Regions from separate parts of the Homo sapiens genome. Here region 2 is linked to region 1. The links are chromatin loops, found by intact Hi-C in ENCODE. Cell type or tissue: dorsolateral prefrontal cortex. All regions are shown on one strand. Each heading gives the region's core, and the rest is flanking DNA. Links, peaks and the distances in the headings are about the cores only.

Evidence for each region. A loop is a pair of places that touch in the nucleus more often than their neighbours do. Peaks named below come from ENCODE experiments on the same cell type or tissue, not always from the same donor. Only the 100,000 strongest peaks of a DNase experiment are listed, where the experiment ranks them.
Region 2: it touches region 1 in a loop (3-fold over the local background); 37 of 110 quality-filtered maps call a loop at or near these places.

What each region holds. Positions count from the first base shown.
Region 1 is chr4:24,982,911-24,993,976 of GRCh38, forward strand. LOC102723675 (a long non-coding RNA gene) reads left to right here. Exons shown (of 6, transcript XR_007058082.1): 2 at 10,310-10,498. It also overlaps a transcript of LGI2 not described here. Among named protein-coding and RNA genes, the nearest start is that of LGI2, 43 kb to the right of the region's middle. In dorsolateral prefrontal cortex, for the core only: a CTCF peak has its summit at 5,992; no DNase peak of the experiment used is centred there; H3K27ac peaks cover 407 bases.
Region 2 is chr4:24,484,267-24,495,332 of GRCh38, forward strand. No RefSeq gene overlaps it. Among named protein-coding and RNA genes, the nearest start is that of MIR573, 30 kb to the right of the region's middle. RefSeq lists an enhancer at 4,667-4,716. In dorsolateral prefrontal cortex, for the core only: CTCF peaks have their summits at 4,617 (motif pointing right) and 4,817; a DNase peak (open chromatin) is centred at 4,625; H3K27ac peaks cover 644 bases.

The DNA of each region.
Region 1 (11,066 bases), core at 2,038-10,037:
ACCTCAGGTGATCCACCTGCCTTGGCCTCCCAAAGTGCTGGGATTACAGGCGTGAGCCACTGCACCCTGCCTCTTGTTGCTTTTTTGATGTGGCTACTAGAGAATGTTAAAGGACAGCCAGAGCTTGCATTTGTGGTTTGTGTTCTATTTTTATTAGACAGTGCTGGAATGGACAGTGGGATGCTGGCAAGGGCTTTTGAGCCAAAATGGTGTCAGAGTGACTGTGGGGGACACTGCTCGGCCAGCCCAGCCAATATTCGTTTCTGTTTCTTCTATACTAGCAAAATCCTGATTGTATTTGTGATGGTCTTGTGTTCAAATACTCTGCTCCTTAGATCCCATGTAACCTAGTTTTTGTCAAAAAGCATAAATGGAAGTCAACTGGGTGGGCCATCTGGGGAAGCTGTTGTTAACATGAGAAAAAGACTTGGCTGACATGTGCCTTTTGCCCTTTGCCCTTCCCTCCTTTTGCTGCTTGGAAAGCAGACACAATGTCTGAAGGTAGAGCAGCCTCTTTGGGACCATGAGGTTGACAGTCATATTATAGGAATGGTGAAAGGAGGGAGGAGTCTAGTTCCTTAAGTAGGACTCTTCATTATGTGAGCAGAATAAACACCTCGTTTGGTTAGGCCACAGTAGTCGGATTTCTGTTACAAGAGTTGAACATGAGCCTCACTGATCATTATGGTTTCGTTTTGAAGTCAATGCACTGGATGTTTTTGCTTTTCAGTCTGTCTCAAGCATTTGAGCATCTTAGCTAAGTTTGGGGAAATTCTGACGTTAAGAGTTGGGCCTCCACATGGCAGAACTCAGAAACCACCAATGGCCAAGTCCCTCATGGCATGAGGCTCTGCCAGTCAGTATTCGATTCCGAGAAACTGGAGAAGAGGATCTAGTGTTTAGCCCCAATAGCCTTTTAATAAACTCCTTGTCTGCTTAGCCAGCCCAAGCCAGCATCAATTGCCTGCAACCTAGAGCACTAATGGCTGCAGCTGGGAGTTAGTAAAGGCCCTGCTCCTCAACAGTGTCTTATTAAAATCCTATTCCCCAGGAAAAGACACATGAATCCTTAACTTCTCAGCAGGAAACACTGCTCTGAGATCAGGCACTTCCTTACGTTGGAAGGGCATTGTAATCTGTGCCATTGGCAAAATGCAAGACAACTCTTATTATCCCCACTTACCTCTGTCTCTGGAGGCTGCTGCAGTGCTGGGTTTACAGGGTGTATTGACAATCACTTTTTGAATTCAAGTTGCTTGCGAGGAATCTGGGTAGACCAAACCTGGGTAGGGAAACACAACGAGTGAGGAGTTGCTGGAATGCCAGTCATCTGCCTCTGGATGGAGTGTACTTCCCAGCACACCCCTCTGCTTCAGCCCAAGAATGTTTATGTAGAAGTGAGACCACCTGGATTCAAATCGTGGCACTAATACTTACCCGCTGTGTGTGATCTTAGGGAGGTTACTTAAGGTCTCTGAGCTTTGGTTTCCTCCTCTCCAGGGTTAAAGAGTCTGTGAACTGTGCAGACACTTAGGGTCTCCCCCACTTGGCAATGTTCCCTACTTAGTTTCATGCTTTGCTGCTACCATCTTAAAATTTGTAATAATTTTTAACAAGGAGCCCTGCATTTTCATTTTGTCCCAGGACATGTAAGTTATGTAGCCAGTCTTGCTTCTCTATAAATTGAGAATACTATTTATCACAAATATTTGCAGTGAGAAGTAAATGAGAAAATGTCTTTTATGTGCTTTGCCAAGTGTCTGAAACTAGTATGTTTTCAGTGAATGATGGCTGTTCCATGTCAGCGCAGCTAATTTTCTCACAGCATCCTCCCTGGCAGGCTAAGCTCCCTGCACCCCCTTTACTAACCTCCATGTACTCAGGGCCCATGTGAGGACAAATTGGACACCCGCTGCAGCATCAGGAAGTGGGAGACCTTAAGGAGCCAAGAATTCCCAGAAGTGAGATTTTTGTTTCAGTTCTTTCCAAATATAAAGGCATTTGAACTTCCCCTGTAACTTTGATGCTGCAGATGGAATTTCCTACAGGATTCTAAGGTGAGAAATCCAGGTCATGTGATTAGCCAGAAACGCCACAGGCTCATAGCAGAAGCTCCCAGACGGTTCCTTCTAAAGCACTGACACTTGTCTGCACTGTGAGGTTTGGGGATTAGACAGACCTTTCCTGAATACTCCTTAAAATCTTCTGGGCCTCACCTCTTATTCCAGCCACTACTGCAGTGACCAGTTCCAGGCTGACTTTGACCAGCTTTGTGCAGGTGCAACTGGACATATTTACTGGGATTCACCACACACCTCTGTCCTCCTGTCTTGGGTGAACATGCATCCTGATGCTGTCATATGGGGCACCCCTAGAGCCTGCCTAACCCAGAAAAGGGGGAAAGTAAATGCCTGCAAGGCCACCCCTGGCCAGTGGGGGATGAACACTAATGGATAAATGCTTCCCTTTTCATCCCCTTGCCTGCAGCTCCGAAATACATCAAATACAGCCACTTAGAAGATCCCAGTGGGATGCTGAGGCAGCAGCCCCTGTAGCACAGGCCAACTTGTTCCTCCTCCTGTTTCTCACTCCAGCTCCCGTGGATCCTCCTCTCCAATAGTCAACCCCATGCAACAAAGCCTTTGCATAAGGCCCTGCTTTCCTGGGATCCCAGGCTAAGATGACCCCCTAATCTTCTGAAATGAAATACATTTACAATATGACATAACCTACCTCCACACAATGTAATGCCATAATTGAATTTTGATAGATAAATGAAAAGGAAATAATCTTAAAAATAATTAAAACGTCCCAGCAGAACTCTACCAGAAAACCAAGGGAGCAATCAAAGACACTGACCCCTTTGCATGGAATCCCTATGAAAGTGACTTCGTGGCAAGAACCCTAGAAGGAGGGTCAGAGGACCTGGTTGGAGTAACCAGCTCTACCATTAGCCTCCTGTATCATTTGAGTCCTTTTTTTCTAGGCATCCATTTTCTCAAGGATGGTGTGGCATTGAACTGTACGCTCTCTAAGGACCCTTCCAGATTGATTTCTATATGATTTTCTTTTTTTTTTTTTTTTTTTTTTGAGACGGAGTCTCGCTGTCGCCCAGGCTGGAGTGCAGTGGCGAGATCTCGGCTCACTGCAGGCTCCACCCCCTGGGGTTCACGCCATTCTCCTGCCTCAGCCTCCCGAGTAGCTGGGACTACAGGCACCTGCCACCTCGCCCGGCTAATTTTTTGTATTTTTAGTAGAGACGGGGTTTCACCGTGTTAGCCGGGATGGTCTCGATCTCCTGACCTCGTGATCCGCCCGCCTCGGCCTCCCAAAGTGCTGGGATTACAGGCGTGAGCCACCGCGCCCGGCCTTCTATATGATTTTCTGATCTTCTGACCTTTTCAGGACACTTGTTATCTTGTTCTGGCCTCCCTCCAGCTGTTAGCCCGGCCACCAACAGCTGAAATACTAAAGTTTTTACTGAGGAGCCACACCTGCCAGGTGATGAAAAAAGAGGCAGAATTCTCCATTGTAGAGTTTACATTTTGGGAGGTGGTGGTGATGGGGAACAGACAGTAAGCAAACAAGCAACTAAACATATAGTATGCCAGGGAGAGGTAAGAGCAGTGGAGAAAAATAAACAAGTAAGGGGTTAGGGAATATGGGTGGTAGGAGGCAGGAGAGGCTGCTAAGTAAATTCCCTATGATGCTCGTCCCATAGAGTTATCAATACAAGGAGTGACGTCCCACTTGGAATGCCTGCTGTTCTGGTTACTATTGCTGCATAATGAATGACCCCAAAAAGCAGTGGCTTAAAACCATAGTTATTTCATTAGCTCTCATTGTTTCTATTGGCCAGTAATTTGGGAAGACCTTGGCAGGTTGGCTTTAAGTCTCTCAGGCTCCATGGTCAGACCATAGCTGGAGCAGTAGAGGCTGCCCAGGAATCTCCCTCTCTCTTCATTTAGTCTCAGGGCCCCTCCTTGAGGTCTCTGTATGGGCTACGTTGGGCTTCCTCACATCACAGAGGCCTCAGGACAGTAAGACCACTGACATGGGTAGCACAGAGCTCCAGGCGAGTGCTCCAGGAAAGAAAACTGAGGTTGCAACACCTTTTGTGGTAGACACTCCCTAGGGAGGCCCCCATGATTTCTCCCCTTAGAATCTGCACTCTATATAACTGCCTCACCTTGAGGTTGGCAGGAACTGTGACTCGATTCTAACCAATCAAATATGGCAAGGGAATGGGATGTCACACTTGTGATTATGTGTATGTGATATGGCAGTGGTGTAAGGGGATCACAGGTGTAATTAAGGCCCCTAATCAGTTAATGTGAGTTAATCAAAAGGGAGATAATCCTGAACGGGCCTGAGCTAATCATATGGCCTCAAAAGAAGATCTAGATCTTCCCTGTAGTGAAAGAATCCAAGCAGCAGAAATTCAATCTCTCTCTCTCTCTCTCTCTCTCTCTCTCTCTCTCTCTGTCTCCATTGCTTGCTATTATGGGCTGGATTGCTCCGCCACCACCACCAAATTCATATGTTGAAGACCTAACCTCCAGTACCTCAGAATATGACTGTGTTTGGAGATAGGACTTTAAAAGTGGTGATTATGTTAAAAGGAGACTGTCAGAGTGGATCTTAATCCAATCTGATTGGTGTCCTTATAACAAAGAAGATGGAGAGACACCAGGGATGTGTGCACACAGAGGAAAGACCATGTGAGGACATAGCGAGAAAACACCCATCTGTAAGCCAGGGAGACAGGCTTACAAAAGAACTGAATCTGCCAACACTTTGATCTCAGATTTCTAGCCTCTGGAACTGTGAGAAAATAAATGTCTGTTGTTTAAGCCACCCCAAAACTGTGACATTTTGTTATGGAAGCCCTAGAAAAATAATACACTTGTCTTGAAGAAATCAGCTGCCACAAATTCCACAGTCATAAGGAAATAAATTCCGGCCAAAACCTGAGGGAACATGAAAATGGCTTCTTCCCTAGTTGAGCCTTCAGATAAGAACACAGCCAAGACCACACCTGGATTCTGTCCTTGGGAGATCCTGAGCAGAGAATGCAGCTAAGCTATACCCAGATTTCTGACCCACAGAGAGTGTGATATACTAATGTTTTGGTGAGCCACTAAGTTTGTGGTCATTTGTCATGCCACAAAAAGACCTAATTCATCTGTAATAACCCAGCTTAGGAAGTCATAGCACCACTTTTGTTGCATCTTATTGGTTACAAATGAGCCACAAGCCCACCCAGATTTAAGCACTGGGATGGGAGGTGTTGCTGGGGCCAAATTTGGAAAATACAGCCTGTGACACCTGCATAATTGAATTTTAATTTGTAGCTCATATTTGAAACTGCAGCTGGCTTTCTGCATCTACATCAGCTTAATCAACTTGGCATGTTTCCTCCAACTGGTCTTCACATGGGCTTCAGAACCTCTCTGAAGGATGTCTGCCTCTGCCTGTCCCTTTGAGGAGCCCCCAAAGTGCACAATACCAGCACAGAATGTAAAACAGGCTTTTTCTAACATTCCCTCCATGTTTGATGACTGTTCATTTGGGCATTTTTACATGATGCCCTAATAGATAGAAACATTTATTTATTTGTATAGATTTTTCTTCACCCCACCTTTGCACCTGCTGGCTGTTTCCAGGTTCCAACCTGGGAAAGCATAAGCATGACTAGCCAACTGAAAGTGTGTATCTCAGCACCTTGTGAAGTAGGCCCTGAAACAGGGGCATTCAGCCACTTCTCAGGGCTGTACCTGCACTTAGAAGCCCCTAGACTGGACCTGCAGTATTCCTGGGGGTAATAGAAAAACCAGAGTTCAGAGTCCTGTCCCCAGGCTAGAAAGCCAGAAGCACCCTTGGCTCTCCATAAGTCATAACACTGGCTCATGTGCCCTCAGCTAGGAAGGACCTTGGAGGACATTTAGGCCAGACATCTGCTACTCAGTTCCCTTCTACAACATCCCCACCTAGTGGATCTGCCAGAATGCTTCTCCAGTGGGGATAATCATTCCCAGTTGCCCCAGGGAAGAAAAGGGCAAGTTCTACCCAGAAGAAAGAGGCCATTAACCAGCTGGAGTCTCTAGGCTGCCTTCCTTGACCTCTTTAACAAGACAATGGTCTTGATAGCTGGGCACTGTCAACAGAGGATTTTCTAAACTCCCTTCCTCTCATTACTACATTAGAGCCTGGCTGCCTAGATCGTAGAGTTTTACTATGAGACAGAGGAGAAAGAAGCCATGGTATGACAAGGAAATGAGAAGTCTATTCCTTCCAGTCCAAGAGATTGTGAGAGGAAGAGGAGCCAGGCTGAGAAAGCAGAGAAAGAATGGCCAAGGCTCTGGATGTGGGGGGTGTGTTCCAGAGGGAAGGGGAGGGCCAGAAACTCTGCAGAGCCAGAGACATGCTTCCCTGTGAGTCCCAGATGGATGTGCAGAATGTCCAGGATAAGCCCACTAAGCAGCCCCTTTCAACATGACACAATGTAGGGGCAATGACTATGGCAGACGCAGCACTTTTGGCTGCATAGGATCTCATTTACATGCCCTGCTGAGGAGACCTGGAGGGGCTGAAAGGGTTGGCAGAGCGTCCTGCCAGGGGACAGAGTCCACTCAGTCATTTCCTACGACGAGAGCAAATGGCCAAGATCCAGTGATGGGTCCTGGCCAACAACAATGATATTGACCCATATTGAATACTTATTAAATGTCAGGCTTGTCTAAGTGCTTTCCATTTATTATCTCATATTTAATTTTTGAATTAGCCTTGGGAGGTAAGCACTATTATGATCCCCACTTTTCAGATGAGAAGTTCCTGGCCAAAGTTACTCAGCAAGATTAGATAGGATCAACCAGACCTCAGTGGTCCTGAGGTCGGAGACCAAATCAGAACAGGGCAGAAGACGGAGTGTGTCCAGAAGATACTATACGCACGTAAAAACCCTTCCCCATCCCACCCTATCCCCACTGCCACAAGGACCCTAAAAGTTCTCTTGCAAGAGAAGCTGAAGATGGTGGAAATCTGAAAAACTGACTATTTAACTCAAAACAGCCTGAATGGTCTAATAGGACTACTGAAATTGTTAGATTAGATTGACATTACTGGGTTGGTCTATGCCTGGTTTACTTACTATCCAGTGCTAGGGGGTCCAGAAAAAAATTAGGTCAGTTAGACAAAAAATACAGAAGCTTACTTTTTTGCATGTTTGAGTGGAGTGTGAGTAAATGTATGGCTTGACTTCATTTCCTAGTCTGGTATATCTAAGACACTATTTGCTCTGAATAGGAAAGTCTGACAGTTCTGGGTTTGAACCCAGCTGAGCTACTCACTTGCTGTTTGACTCTTGCTTACTTAGCCTTTCAGGGCTTCATTTTCTTCACATGAAAAATAATAATAACAGATTTATATCGTTTAGAAGAGAAGCCAGCAAATATTTTCTATGAAAAGCTAGAGAATAAATATTTTAGGCCTTGGAGTCCTAGAATCTCTATTGTACCTGCTCAACTCTGCCACTGAAGCACAAAAGCAGCCACAGATGATAGATAAGTGGATGTGCAATACTGAATTCCAATAAAACTTTATTTACAAAGCATACGGAGAGACAGATTTGGCTCAAGAGCCTTTGTTTGCCATCCTTTGGGTTGAATATAGACTACACAATGACAAAGAGATCCCAAAATATATTGCCTTAAATAAGACAGAAGTGGCCAGGTGTGGTGGCTTACACCTGTAATCCCAGCACTTTGGGAGGCCAAGTCAGATGGATCATGAGGTCAAAAGATGGAGACCATCCTGGTCAACATGGTGAAACCCCATCTCTACTAAAAATAAAAAAATTAGCTGGGCGTGGTGGCACGTGCCTGCAGTCCCAGCTATTTGGGAGGCTGAGGCAGGAGAATCACTTGAACCCAGGAGGCAGAGGTTGTAGCGAACCAAGATATTGCACCACTGCACTCCAGCCTGGGTGACACAGCAAGACTCCATCTCAAAAAAAAGACAGACATATATTTCTCTCTCCTTTTAACAGTCTAAAGGTGACCATCCGGATTGGTGGGGCAGCTCTGCTCCATGTGGTCATTCGGGATCCAGGTTCTTTCTGTCTTTCGCTCTTCTATGCCTAAGGAACATTCAAGGAATAGCAAGGACAAGGCTGGAGTGGCTAGAGCCAAGCAAGCAGAGGAAATAGTTTAGGAGATGAGGTCAGAAAGGATGTGTGTGTGTGTGTGTGTGTGTGTGTGTTGTGTCAGAGAAACAAAGACAGAAAGAGTAGTTTATGTTCTTGTAAGCTATTGTAGAAATTTGGCTCTTGCTCTATGAATGATGGGAAGCCCTGACTTTTCCTGAACCGCCTGATCTGACTCACACTTTAACAGGATGCCTCCAGCCACTAAGTGGAAAACAGACAAGGAGGAGTCAGGGAGGCAGCAGGGGCCCTAGTGTGGCGGCCACAACAATAATCAAGGTGGGAAACCATGGTGACTTGGGCCAGAGTGGATGTGGTCAGACTGTAGATATATCTTTAAATGCAAATACATTTTTAATTTTTTTGCTGAGAAAGTTTATGACTTTGTTTGGCTTATCAAAAGTTGACCCTTTAAAAACTTACAGATCACTATATAGGCCAGTCACATTTAGATATGACCAAAGGCTTTGAGGAACCACTTAATGTCTTAGTATCACGGTAAATAGCTTCACATGAGAAGGAACTGTGTCCTTTTTGTTAAACACTGAATACTCACTGCTTGGCACAGTGCATAACATATAGCTGGGCACCAGCACACCCAGCTAATTTTTGTATTTTTAGTAGAGACAGGGTTTCACCATGTTGACAAGGATAGTCTCCATCTCTTGACCTCGTGATCTGCCCGCCTCAGCCTCGCAAAGTGCTGGGATTACAGGCATAAGTGCAGGAAAGTGCAGGTATAGCAATGAACACAGAGTCTGCCATAAACTCAACCTTTGTGTCACCTTCATAAGGTGCACAGCTCTCACTTTACCGTTTCTACTGTGTAGAGAACAGGACCCCCAAGGGGAGATGGAGGTGTTCAAACGCGCTAGCCCATCCCCGTTCAAGAAGCCACAGCCTCACAGGTCTCCTAGTTGTGCTTCTGTAAATCACAAGGTCATGGGCTTTTACAATCTTGATTACTTGAGACTCAGAAGATTCAAGCTGCAGATTCCAAGGTGGTACCATGTTCATCATCTTCCACTGTGAAAACAAAGCACACACAGGAAAGTGCTAGCTCTCCCTCCCTTAGGCAAGACACGTCATCTCTGGGTCTCCACTTCCTACCTAGAACACAAGGGGGTTGGAGTAAGAGGCTCCAAAGGATTTCAAGCCCCCTAAACTATTCCCAGACTCAGGCCTTGTCCCACCGCCCCCCACCATGTCCTAAGCTCCAGAGAGGGTGGCTGGCTGGTGGCACACAAGAGGGCTCCACATCAGTGACTACTGGCTACTCACGGGTAAGTGGGTGGTCAGCAGAAAAGGCTGGGCTTAGAGCCAGGTGCGGTGGCTCACACCTGTAATCCCAGCACTTTGGGGGGCTGAGGCGGGTAGATTGCCTGAGGTCAGGAGTTTGAGACCAGCCTGGCCAACATAGTGAAACCCCATCTCTACTAAAAATAAAAAAAAATAAAAAATAAAAAAAAAATAGCTGGAGAATCGCTTGAACTCAGGAGGCGGAGGTTGCAGTGAGCCAAGATCGTGCCATTGCACTCCAGCTTGGGCAACAAGAGCGAAACTCTGTCTCAAAAAGAAAAGAAAAAGGCTGGGATTAGACAGCCCTTCATGAAGAATGGCCTATCCAGCTTCTCATATGACCCACGCAGCAAAATAGACCCCCTCACCCTCTTGTGTCCCCTCACCCCTCACCCCACTGCCACATCCACATGCTCTCCTTGAAATGGGATTACAGAACAAAACATGGGCTCTAGAGTCAAACACATCTGGATCAGCACTTGGCACTTACAATGCTGAGGCTTTTTGCATATTTATGGATTAAAAATGGAGGGTAGCCCAGTGGATAAGGGCACAGCTTCTGGTGCCAGAGTTTCCTGGGTTTAAACCCAAGCTCCTCTTCCTGCTGGCTGTGTGACTCCAGACAAGTTCCTTAACTTCTCTGTGCCTCTGTTGATTCATTTGTAAAATGGGGATAATGATTGGACCTGCCTCACAGAATTTGTGAGGACCAACTGAGATAATAGCTATAAAGCCTTTAGAATAGCACCTGGCACTGGGCTAGGGCTAAAGAAGGGTTAGATATGATTATTGTTTTCTCTGTTTCAGGTCTTATTGGCTGTGCAAACTTGAGGGAGTTGCCTAACCACTCTGGGCCCTGTTTTCCTGGCTTTGCCACTCTTCAGCTGTGTGACCCGGGGAAGCTCTCAACCTCTTTGTGCCTCCATTTCCACATCTGTAAAATGGGGATATGAAAGTGGCTGCTTTGTGAAGAGTCCTGAGAATAAATGAGTTAAGGTATGTAACACTCTGCCTGGTGCCTGGTACCCTGCAAATGTCAACCAGTCATTTAATCAGCATCCTTTTAGAAAATATTAATTGAGGTACACTTTGGGACTAGGCATGCTGGGAAAACAGTGGTGACCCCCACAGACACAGCCTCTGGAATGAGAGCTTCCTCCTGCCTTGCCTCCCACCCCAACCCATGACTTTAATGGTCATAGAAAATTTCATGTTAATTTCACATCTTTAATTTTCTCACAGCTCAGCTAGCGTTTGTTTGAACTCACTTATTTTTCCTTTACAAATGTCCATTTTTTTCCATCCTCTGGGCCAGCATGACTATAAATCATTGTCTATGATTCCATGCTTAGAAAGAGCCAGGCTAGAACCTACCATCGGAGGGTTTTACTGGGTTATTTATTGCGACAGAAAATGCAAATGCATTGGCAGTAAACATAAGGAAGAAAAAGCTACTTCAGCAATATGTGCAGAACGTAAATGCAGATGGAAATGGGGGGTTGGAGTGTCATTTTTAGTAAGTAGAGCAGATACTCCACTTTGCTGAAAATATGAAATACCAGAA
Region 2 (11,066 bases), core at 1,744-9,743, 500 kb before region 1:
CCAATAATAATAGAACAATAGTAGTGATGACAATAACAATAGCTAGTCTTTTTTAGCCTCTTACTATGTGTTAAACACCCCTCTAACACACTCTTAACTCATGAATTTTCACAACCCTTTGACATAGACGCTTATCATCTGCATTTTATAAATGAGGAAACTGAGGCACAAAAAGTGTAATATACCCAAGGTCTCACAACTAGTAAATGGGGAATTCAGGGTGGAAACCAGGCAGCCCACAGCACAGCCCCTGCCTAAAAAACCCATGTTCTGTGTTCTTCATGGTTCATCCTGACGTGCTGTTTCACTGCCTGATTATTTTCCATTTACCACATCATGAATATCTGTCCTCGCCATTCCATAGTTTTGCACAACATCACTTTTGGTGGCTGCATAGTATTTGTTGTCTATTATTATCTCCATTTTACAGATGAGAAAATCGAGGCTTGGGTGCTCAGTAGGCTGGCGGAGGGTAGTTGGAATGACCACAACCTGCCTTCAAGCCCTAGGCGCTGTCCGCCCCACAGTGCTCTCAGAAGTACACACACTGAGCACCTACTGCAATCAGGGTATTTGCTGGTCTCAGTGAAGAATGGCAGACCCATACGATTCTCACTGCTGTGCAACTTACAGTCCAGTGGGTTGAGACTCGCAATGAAATAAGTAAGCAAATACATGACCAAGATGATTTGAGATATTGGCAAGTGCTAGAAAAACAATTCCACTCTGTGGTGTGATGAGTGTGAGTGGCAGTGATTATTCTGGAAAACTGTTTGAGGAGGTAAGATTTGAAGTGATACCCAGATGACAAGAGGAAGTCATCACACAGTAATCTAGAGTCAGATTTATCTAAAGCTCTTAACATCAAACAAAAGCTTAGTGCTAACCTGAGGGAATGGTGAGCAGAAGCATTTTTTATTTTTAGAAGTCTCATAAAGAGCATGAGACAGTGCAGGCAGAGTGGAAACAGCAAGGCTTGTGAGCCAGGGCTGGCGGGGGTGAGCCTGGCTCTGTCCCGCGTGTGGCCTTTGACAGAGTCCCAGTCACCTCATCTGTAAAATGGGCTTGCAATTGCTTAGAGCAGGGCTGCTGTCAACATGAAATGGAATAACTATGGAAAGCACCTGGAGGATACTGTAATCTCTACTGTTGACATCAGCTCTCAGGGTTTGATTGGCCTGCCCTTTGAAGCATCCAGTCTGGAATATTAAGACATCAGTGTCCGGGTGTGGTGGCTTATGCCTGTAATCCCAGTATTTTGGGAGGCTAAGGCAGGCAGATCACTTAAGGTCAGGAGTTCAAGGTTAGTTCAAGCCTAGCCAACATGGCAAAACGCTGCCTCTACTAAAAATACAAAAATCAGCCAGGCATGGAGGCACGCCCCTGTAATCCCAGCTACTCAGGAGGCTGAGGCAGGAGAAACACTTGAACCTGGGAGGCGGAGGCTGCAGTGAGCCGAGATTGCGCCATTGCTCTCCAGCCTGGGCGACGGAGCAAGACTCCGTCCCACAAAAAAAAAAAAAAAAAAAGACATCAGCATTAATCAACAGGAGAATAAGGAGATTCCTGAGATTTCACAAACGACACATATTTGTGAGCCTGTTGGGTATTGTCACCATATTATGATTAAGATCTAGATAATACTTGGCACATCATTTACTAAGTCTCTCCACAAGAGCAACTTGGAAAATTCAGAGGAATGACCTTTGGCTTCTCAGTTGGTCTGTTTACTCTGATAGACTGAGGGAGAAGGCTAACTGGGTCACCCATGACCATCTTTGACCTTTCTCAACTCTCAGTTGATGTCACTGTTGTGGTAGAGGCCCTTGGGGAAAAATTCTTTCTCTCTCAACTTTCTTTGTCCATGGAAGTAAATTGTGTTAACAATGGCTCTGACTACATTTATATCCATTGCCTACCTTCATCTTCCTACCTCCTGTTCTCCCCATTTTACAGACGAGGGGACCGAGGTTCCGAGAGGTCACACAGCCAGGTAGGCAGCTCGCTCTGGGCTGGGTCCTTTTCTCGTTCATGTACTCAGTCCCCACAACAGTCTTCAAGCCTTTTTGCCTCAGGAACCACTCTTTCTTCCATTTTCCCCTGGTCAGCTCTGACCTCGTCCTCAGATCTCAGCTTGTGTCACTTCCTCAGTGAAAAGCCCATATTATGGGCTCACCAAGCTCTGTATCTTCCTCCTGCGTCCTGCCTATCAAAGCTACAATTGCACAATTGTCCATGTGACTGTTGGATCCATGTATAAAGTAGGAGTAAAGAGCCCAAGCTCAGACATCAGGGACGTGGGTTTAGAAATGAGTGCCACCTCTTTCCAGCTGAGTGTCTTTGGGCTAGTTATTTAGCCCCTGCCCATCTCAGTTTCCTGGGGTGTAAAATGAGAATCATAATAATAACTACCTCATAGAATGGCAATGATGTGAAATCAACTCATGTTGCTAAAGTTCTTGGGGAAAATGCCCAACAGACAGCCTGCGATACACGTAGAGAGGGGCCAGAAGGCCATCTCCTAGGCCACACCGAGCCACACTGCAACCTCCATACAGGCAGGATGGTGTTGCGCTTGGCAAAGCAGGTATTCCACAAATATCTGTAGAATTCAATGAAGTACTATCATCATCATCCTCATTATCATTCTCATTTTACAAGAGAGCGTTCAAGTCGCTTGCCCAAGGTCACATGACTAGTTAAGACACTGAGCTGAGACTCACCTTAAATCCTATTGCTCATCCCACCTGGCTATTCTGCTGGCCATAGGGTCTTCTGGTCTACTGTGGATAAAACCCAGAGTCCAGGCAGGACAGGGAACAGGGGGTTGCAGAAGCTTAGGGAGGAAGCACGCCAAAGTAGGCGCACCTTCATACAGTCTCCCAAGCCCGACTGCCTGCAGATTTTCTGTCTGAGCCGCCAGAAACAAAGATGACAGCCGAAGGGCTGAAGGTCACTCCAGAGTAGGGAGAGAGGGGTCTTGGTGGGCCCAGATCTCCCAGCACCAGGCAGTGGGTTCTCACACCAGCCTTGGTCTCCTGGGCACAGAACGAGGACAGGGATAGGAGACCTCCCATCTCTCAAATGCCCTGGTGTGTTTAACTTGTTCCTGCATTTTCCTGGGGGACTTGTGTGTGCTCTGGGCCTAATGATTTCCTGTGAACATTCTACCCGGGGTGTATTCCTGTGTCTTCAGAGGAAGGACTAATCCAGCCAGACCGTCTCCATTCCCCTCCCTTTACCCTCTCGGACCAGACCAGCCTGGCATTTTTTTCTCTTGAATTTAAGAGCCTTGCAGACACGAAGATCCTTTTAGCTTTTAACATATTTAATAATTTATTATTTATCTAGTGTTTTTGTAAATGTATTCCTCAGATCTTGCCTTTGCATCTCTAGTTTCCAATTTGCACCTACCTGACATAGTTTATATTACAATCCCTTGATTCTCCAAAGGCAGGGTTTCCTCTTTTAACACTTTTTTATAGTCCTAATGAACTTCTATGCTTCATTTACTCAAGAAGACATCTCTCTCTCCCTCTTTCACATTTTCCTGCTCACAGGCATACAAATCATATGTGTCACTAATACAGTGTTGATTTTTCCTGGGTTGGTTCTTTTTTTAAACATGTTTGCCCTTCAGCCTGCTATTAACCAGTTTCTTCCTACTTTGAAAAACTCACTCTTTTAAATTTCATCATTCAGTATTTCCTCAGGGATTTTACCCTTTATTAAGAAGTCAGAACCAATTTTGGAGCAATCCTGGATACCAAACAGTCTCCTGAATCCTTTGTCTCCTCCCCAGCTCTGGCACAGGAGTGGGCACACAGCAGTGACCCAATAAATACTTGTTGGTTGACCAGGTGGCCAACAAGTGATTTTCAGAGAGGCAGATTGGAGTCCTGCTTAAGTACATGGGTGTGAAATCGGGACATGTGGGTTTCAGTGCTGGTTTTATTCCACATGTGGCTCTGTGACCTTAAGCAAGCCACTCAAATGCTCTAGGCTTCCATTTCCTCAGCTGTAAAATGGGAATGAGAGTCTTTTCTACCATCTTCCAAGGCTTACTGCAAGGATTAAATACATAAAACACTAAGGAAGATACCTGACAGAGCAAGCTGTCGATAAACAATAACTTTGGTTTCTTGCCTACTGCCTCCTCTTTGCAAGACACTTACATGATAGAGATTACCTTGAATCACAGACAGAACAAGGCAATTCACACCTCTCCCCGCACTTCCAAATTAAGAACCACGTGTGATAAAGGCACTAGGAAGATCTCGCTCTCGGTTGTCCACACAAGCATTTAGATGTGTGCAAACGGCCCATCCATGAGTCCCAGTCTCCTGCTGTCCCTTCTGAGACCTCAAGGCCAGCATCTGTAAAAAGGGGATGGTACTTTGCCCCTTACTGGAGAAAGAATTCACCATCCCTATTCTCAAACCTGTCGCCTTCATTTAAATGATCTATTGCCTTGTTACCCTAACATGAATTGCCCTCACACCAGTTCAAAACAGCTGGTAAATAAACCAACTAGGACGATAGAGGCCATCCAGTCCTCTTTAAGGATGGGTTGGCTCAGGAGGTCAAGGCAGAAATGCCCACTAGGGGGCGAGCGTGCTCACTCATCGATCCCCGTGGTGGTTCAGTCCTGGAACTACTAGGAAGGGAAGAGGGGGCTAACACGTTCCAGGCACTCTCCCAGGCCCATCTCTGGATGCACTACCACATGTAATCTAACATTGCCCCGGCTGAGGAGGTTGTATTTCTCCATATTAAACCTAGGTATTCTGAGGCTTAGGGGGGTTAGTTAATCGGCCCAGGATCCCAGAGCTGAAAGTGGAAATTGTGATGGAAACGAGGCTTCTCCTACTCTAGCAGGCCACCTAAAGGGTCCCTGTAAAGGGCAATACTCAGCTTTGACTGTTGGAAAGGAAGGTGTGCAGACACCAGACATGTGGACACTGACAAAATGGTGGGTCACATACACCTTCCCCCAAAAAGGGGCGTAAGTTTAAGCCTGTGTTTCCCAAAGTGTGTCCCACAGAACATAAATCCTGAAAGGTCCTCTGTAAAAAAGGTCTCTGAGGTCATAGAAGTATTTGAAATGTGGCATTTACTGTTCTTTCTGAAATACAAAATACTGGTGAATATGTTAAAGGTCGTGGGAAGTCCTGCAGTAAAGAAACCTGTTTGCTTGACTTTGTTTAATCTAGTTGAGCACTTGGCCAGCCTATTGGACATCAGGGTTGTTACATACATATGACATCTATTCATTTTTTAAAAATAAGCTTGCTTCAGAACATTAGGAACATACTGAAAGTGAAGGAATGGGAATTCACACATTCAAATAAGGGATTGACATAGATGTCTCAAAGACAGAGGAAAGTGCGTCCAAGTAGGGTATTTATGGAAAGTCTGAGTTATGAAACAAAAACAGACCCAGAACCATACAGAAACCTAAAGTCTTTAGGATATGAAGAACCATTTCAGCATTCAGGATGACTCCAAAATGTAATCCAGAAGACAAACTATCATGGTAACCAAGATGTTTCACACCATGGGGTAAAAATTTTACATTTTGAGTCCTTAATCTCCAAAGCATGCTCAGAGCTGGATCTTAGCATGGAATGTGAGTTTAATCATGAACTTGCTGTATTCATCAACACACACACACACACAATGGAAAAAAGTTTTGCTACGATTGTACTGAATGGCTTAGAGAGTACAGTCCACAGAGACAGATGGTTAGACCCATGGCTGGCTCCCAAAGCTGCATTCTCCAGTTCAGTGAGAGGCCAGCAGAGACAAGTGAGGAACCAGCTGCTTTCCACAGCTGGAACAGCTGCAGGGATTGACCTTGAGAGACCCTGCAGTCAGCACACGAACCTGGTGGCTCATGCTGACTTCATGCCTCAGAATGGAGTACAATGAAAAAGAACATCTACTGTTCCTGATGGGTTAAAGATGGCCACAAATCCTTTGATACTTCCCCTTTCAATAGGTGGGGTCTAATTTCCCTCCCCTTGAATCTGAGCTGGTCATAATGGCTCACTTGACCAAGAAAATGCGGCAACCGTACTCTTCTGGGACTTTTGAGGCTAAATCTTAAGAAGCTTGCAGCTTCTGTCAGTCTCCTAGAACACTCAGTCCTGGGACCCAGCTACCTTTCTGTGAGGAAGACCAAGCAGCCCCATGGAGAGGCCACATGGAGCCCTGGTTGAGCTCCAGCCAACAGCCAGCACCATCTTGCCAGCCATGTAAATAAGCCATCTTAGAAGTAGTTGGAAAACCAACAAGTCATCCAGCCACGCCCTACGCTTCTCACCCCTAAATGATCTGATCCTACATTCATGAAATACAGTAAAATGGTTGCTTTAAGCCACTAAATGTGAGATTATTTGTTAAACAGCAATAGATAACTGGAACACAATTTTATTGAGCCACTATAAGTGATGGCACCAAAGTAGGTACTTTGAATATGTTATCTCCTATAATCGTCACAATTTTCTTTAATTGTACAAATGTGAGAATTAAGACTTTGACCTTGGACACATTAAGAAACTCATCCCAAGTCACACAGCAACCCTGTTTTCCTGTCTCCAGTATCTTTAATTATTAGAAAATGTATTAGGGAAAAAAATCCACAAAATATGCTATAGAGAAAATAGGTAGTAGAAAAGTAGAATGAATGGTGAGTTTGCATGGGTGCAAAAGAAAGCACCTCTGATTCTAGCCTAAAATAAAACAAAAGTTGTAGACAATGGAGAATTCTCATGAAAATATGTCCTCCCTCTGGCTTCAGTTATATCACTGCTATGAGACTGAATAGGAAAGAGGGAATGTTTTCATAATGTTAAAGATTTTTTCCTTTAAATTAGCAAGGCCAGCGCACCAGCTGGGTCCTTGACAGTTGTCTTTACTAAAAGCACTTATGGACTTAGCACCTACTATGTGTTAGGCATTGCCTCAGGTGTTTCACCTGTCAGATAACCACAGGCACATTTCCTTACATTTGTAAGAGCTTTAGAGTTGACATAATATATTTACCCACATGGTCTCATTTCATCATGGGAGCAGATGCTTTTCCTGGGGAGCAAAAGGAGCCAAATTAATCAACAAATGATCAACATTTAGCAGGCACCACCTATATGCCTGACACATAAGATCATTCCCTGCCTCCCTCTCCCCACTGGCTGGTTTATTCCCCTTTGCTTTCTTACTTAACGGTTTGTATTGTATGGTTTATACCTGTTTCCCTCATGACTCTATAAGATTCTCTTGCATAGCAAAAACCTATGTACAGTGCCTGGGGCAAAATAGGGAAGGTCTGCTAGTGAAATGGAGGGAGGGAGGGAGGGAGGGAGGGAGGGAGGGAGGGAGGGAGGGAGGGAGGGAGGGATGGATGGGTAGGTGACTGGATGGGTGCATAGGTGGGTGGGTGACTGGATGGATGGGTGAATAGATGGATGGGTAGATGGGTGGGTGGGTAACTGGATGAATAGATGAAAGGGTGGATGGGTGGGTGACTAGATTAATGGGTGGATGGATGAATGGGTGGGTGACTAAATGGACAAATGAATGGATAGGTAGATTGGTGACCGGATGCATGCATGGATGGATGACAGGATGGATGGGTGGATGTTAGTGGGTGGGTGACTTGGATGGATGGATGGATGGATGGATGGATGGATGGATGGATGGACAAACGGATGGATGGATGGATGAGTGGGGACTGGATGGATGGATGGGTGTGTGAGTGGGTAGGTGAATGGTTGGATGGATGGATGGATGGATGGATGGATGGGTAGGTGACTGGATGGATGCATAGGTGGGTGGGTGTGTGAGTGACTGGATGGATGGGTAGATGGGTGGGTGGGTGACTGAATGAATAGATGGGTGGATGAATGGATGGGTGGGTGACTGGATGAATGGGTAGATGGGTTAATGAGTAGGTGACTAAATGGACAAATGGATGGATAGCTGAGTTGGTGACTGGATGGATGCATGGGTGGATGGAATGATGGATGGATGAATGGATAGATAGATATAGGTGTGTGGGTAACTGGTTGGATGGATGGATGGATGACTGGATGGACAGATGGATGGACAGATGGATGAATGGATGGATGGATGGATGGATGACTGGATGGACAGATGGATGGATGGATGGATGGGGACTGGTTGGGTGGATGGATGAGTGGGGACTGGATGGATGGATGGATGGGTGTGTGAGTAGGTAGGTAACTCTTTGGATGGATGGATGAATGGGTGGATGGATGGATAGGTGGGGACTGGATTGATGGATGAGTGGATAGGTCGGTGGGTGGGTAGATGGATACCTGGACGGGTGGGTGTGAATGAAAGGACTATATGAATAATTAAGTAGTTAAGAGTGGTTAAGACTTACGGAATCACCCACTCTTTATTGCACTCTTTTTTTTAAGAGGCAGAGTCTTTCTCTGTCACCCAGGTTGGAGTGCTGCAGCCTAATCATGGCCCACTACACCCTCCAACTCCTGGGCTCAAGGGATCCTCCCACCTCAGCCTCCCAAATAGCTGGTAGTACAGGCATGCACCACCATTCCCAGCTAATTTTTAAATTTTTTGTGGAGACGGGGTTTCACTATGTTGTCCAGGCTGACCTCAAAGTCCTGGGCTTGAGTATCCCGCCACCTCAGCCTCCCAAAGCTCTGAAATTATAGGTGTGAGCCACTGCACCTCGCTCTTATTACAAAAGCTACCAGTTTTTCGAAGAGGAGGAAAAGAATAGTGAAGGGAATGAAGAGATGGAAGAAAATGAGGATGAAGAAGACAGTTCAGGGAAAGTCATCAAAACAGGTACTAAGGAAGGGAAAAGATGTATTTAAAGTATTATCCATTCCTCAAGGCGGCCGAAGGGGGTGGATCACTTGAGCCCAGGAGTTCAAGACCACCCTGGGCAACATGGTGAAACTCTGTCTCTACAGAAAAAATAAAAAATAAAAAATAATATATATATATACACACACACACACACACACACACACACACACACACATACACACAAAATTAGTCGAGTGTGGTGGCACATGCCTGTACACACACACACACACACACACACACAAAATTAGTTAAGTGTGGTGGCACATGCCTGTAATCCCAGCTACTGGGGAGGCTGAAGTGGGAGGCTAGCTTGAGCCCAGGATGTCAAGGCTGCAGTGAACCATGATCATGCCACTGCACTCCAGCCTGGGTGACAGAGTGAGACTCTGTCTCAAAAAATAATAATCAAGTGCCAAGTGTTGGCACAGACACTAACAGACAGAGCAGTAAGGGAAGGTTTTAAAATGGAGGGAAGACGGGCAGGATGTGACCTGCTGGGGAGGGTGGAGGCTGGGGGACTGCAGTGGAAAAGGAAGGAGCCCATTATTAGACAACTAGGTGAGGACACTAAGTGAGAGGTTCCTTCAGGGGCAGTGTGTTTGGGGAATCAGGCGTTGTGTCACTGCGGAGTGCACATGGGAGGTTGAAAGAAGAGACAGGCCAGGCCAGTTGTGCAGACCTCATGCAGACTAAGGAAGCAGAAGTTCTCCTGGCAGGCATAGATGTACATTTGAAAAAGAAAACACAGGGGTTGGAGTGGTAGGAGAGCATCACAGCAGTGGTCTCCCAGTTTTTTAATGGCTGTTGTGTGCAGAAGGATTAGGAAGCATCCCATGACAATAGCTACTATTAATGTGCCAAGTGGTCTGCTAAATCATGACATGCATGAGCTCATTCAGTCCTCACCCCAACGTTCTCTGGTGCATACTATTATTATTATTATTTTGAGACGAAGTCTTGCTCTGTCGCCCAGGCTGGAGCGCAATGGCACGATCTCAGCTCACCGCAACCTCCACCTCCCGAATCCTTCTGCCTCAGCCTCCCGAGTAGCTGGGATTACAGGCACCCATCATCATGCCGGGCTGATTTTTATATATTTGTAGAGACAGGGATTCACCATGTTGGCCAGGCTGGTCTCGAACTCCTGACCTCAGATGATCCACCTGCTTCGGCTTCCAAAAGTGCTGGGATTACAGGTGTGAGCCACCACACACCAGGCCCCTGGTGTGTACTATTATCCCCATTTTATAGATGAGAAAACAGAATTGAGACGCCAAGTACATTGTTGAAGATCACATGACTCATAAGTGATGGAGCTAGGACTTGAATCCTGTTTTTCCCAACTCTGAAACAGTAGGATGGAACAGAGTACCCAATCCATTTCCTGTGCTGTTCAAAATGAGCAGAGGGTAGAAGTTACAGGGGCACAATTACAGGGCTCAGCAGAAACATTTCTCTCAGAATTAGAGCTGAGCCAGAAAGTAACCTGCAGCACTTAAGAAATGGAAGTGGAGGTAGCTGATGGGGAGAAGCATCTGGTAAGAGCATGGTATGGACATTTGTCATGTTTCCTCAATGCCCAGCCCTTTAGAACACCCTTTCTATACCAAGCAACACAATTTCCATATTAGGTGACTCTCTTCCCTAAGCCACAGCCTGAAAGCATGTTTTCCCAGCCTCTCTTGCAGCTAGCGCACAGACATGAGACCAGGCTTCAGCAACTGGAGTGTCCAGACTGTGATTCAAGAAGAGGGACATGGAGTCCATTTTGCTAAAGAGGCTGTTTTTTTGAGGGTGGTGGTGGCCACAAAGCCTACTTTCTGGCACAGAGCTGGCATTGGAGCTGGTGACAGTGGTGACTTTGGTGAAATCAGGCTCCTGATAGAGGCAAACTAGCTGCTTAGTGGCAGCATCAGTAGTGGATTCCTCATCAGACTAGATTGATGCTTTCAAGTTTGGCTCCTGAATTTTGAGCCCTATTCTGCTGCACCCTAGCAGATTGACAAGCCCCCAGTGTGCTCTCAATAAACTCCTCTCCAGCCTAATGGGCTGGGGGCCACTTCTGTTGCTCACCATGTAGAACGCTGACCAAGACAAGCGCCCAGAGGGAATTTCTATACTGTGCAGAGTTGGACACAAACACCTCTTATCCCTGTCAAGGGCTGATTCCAGAGTCTAGAGAATTTTTGTCAATCAGCTGGAGA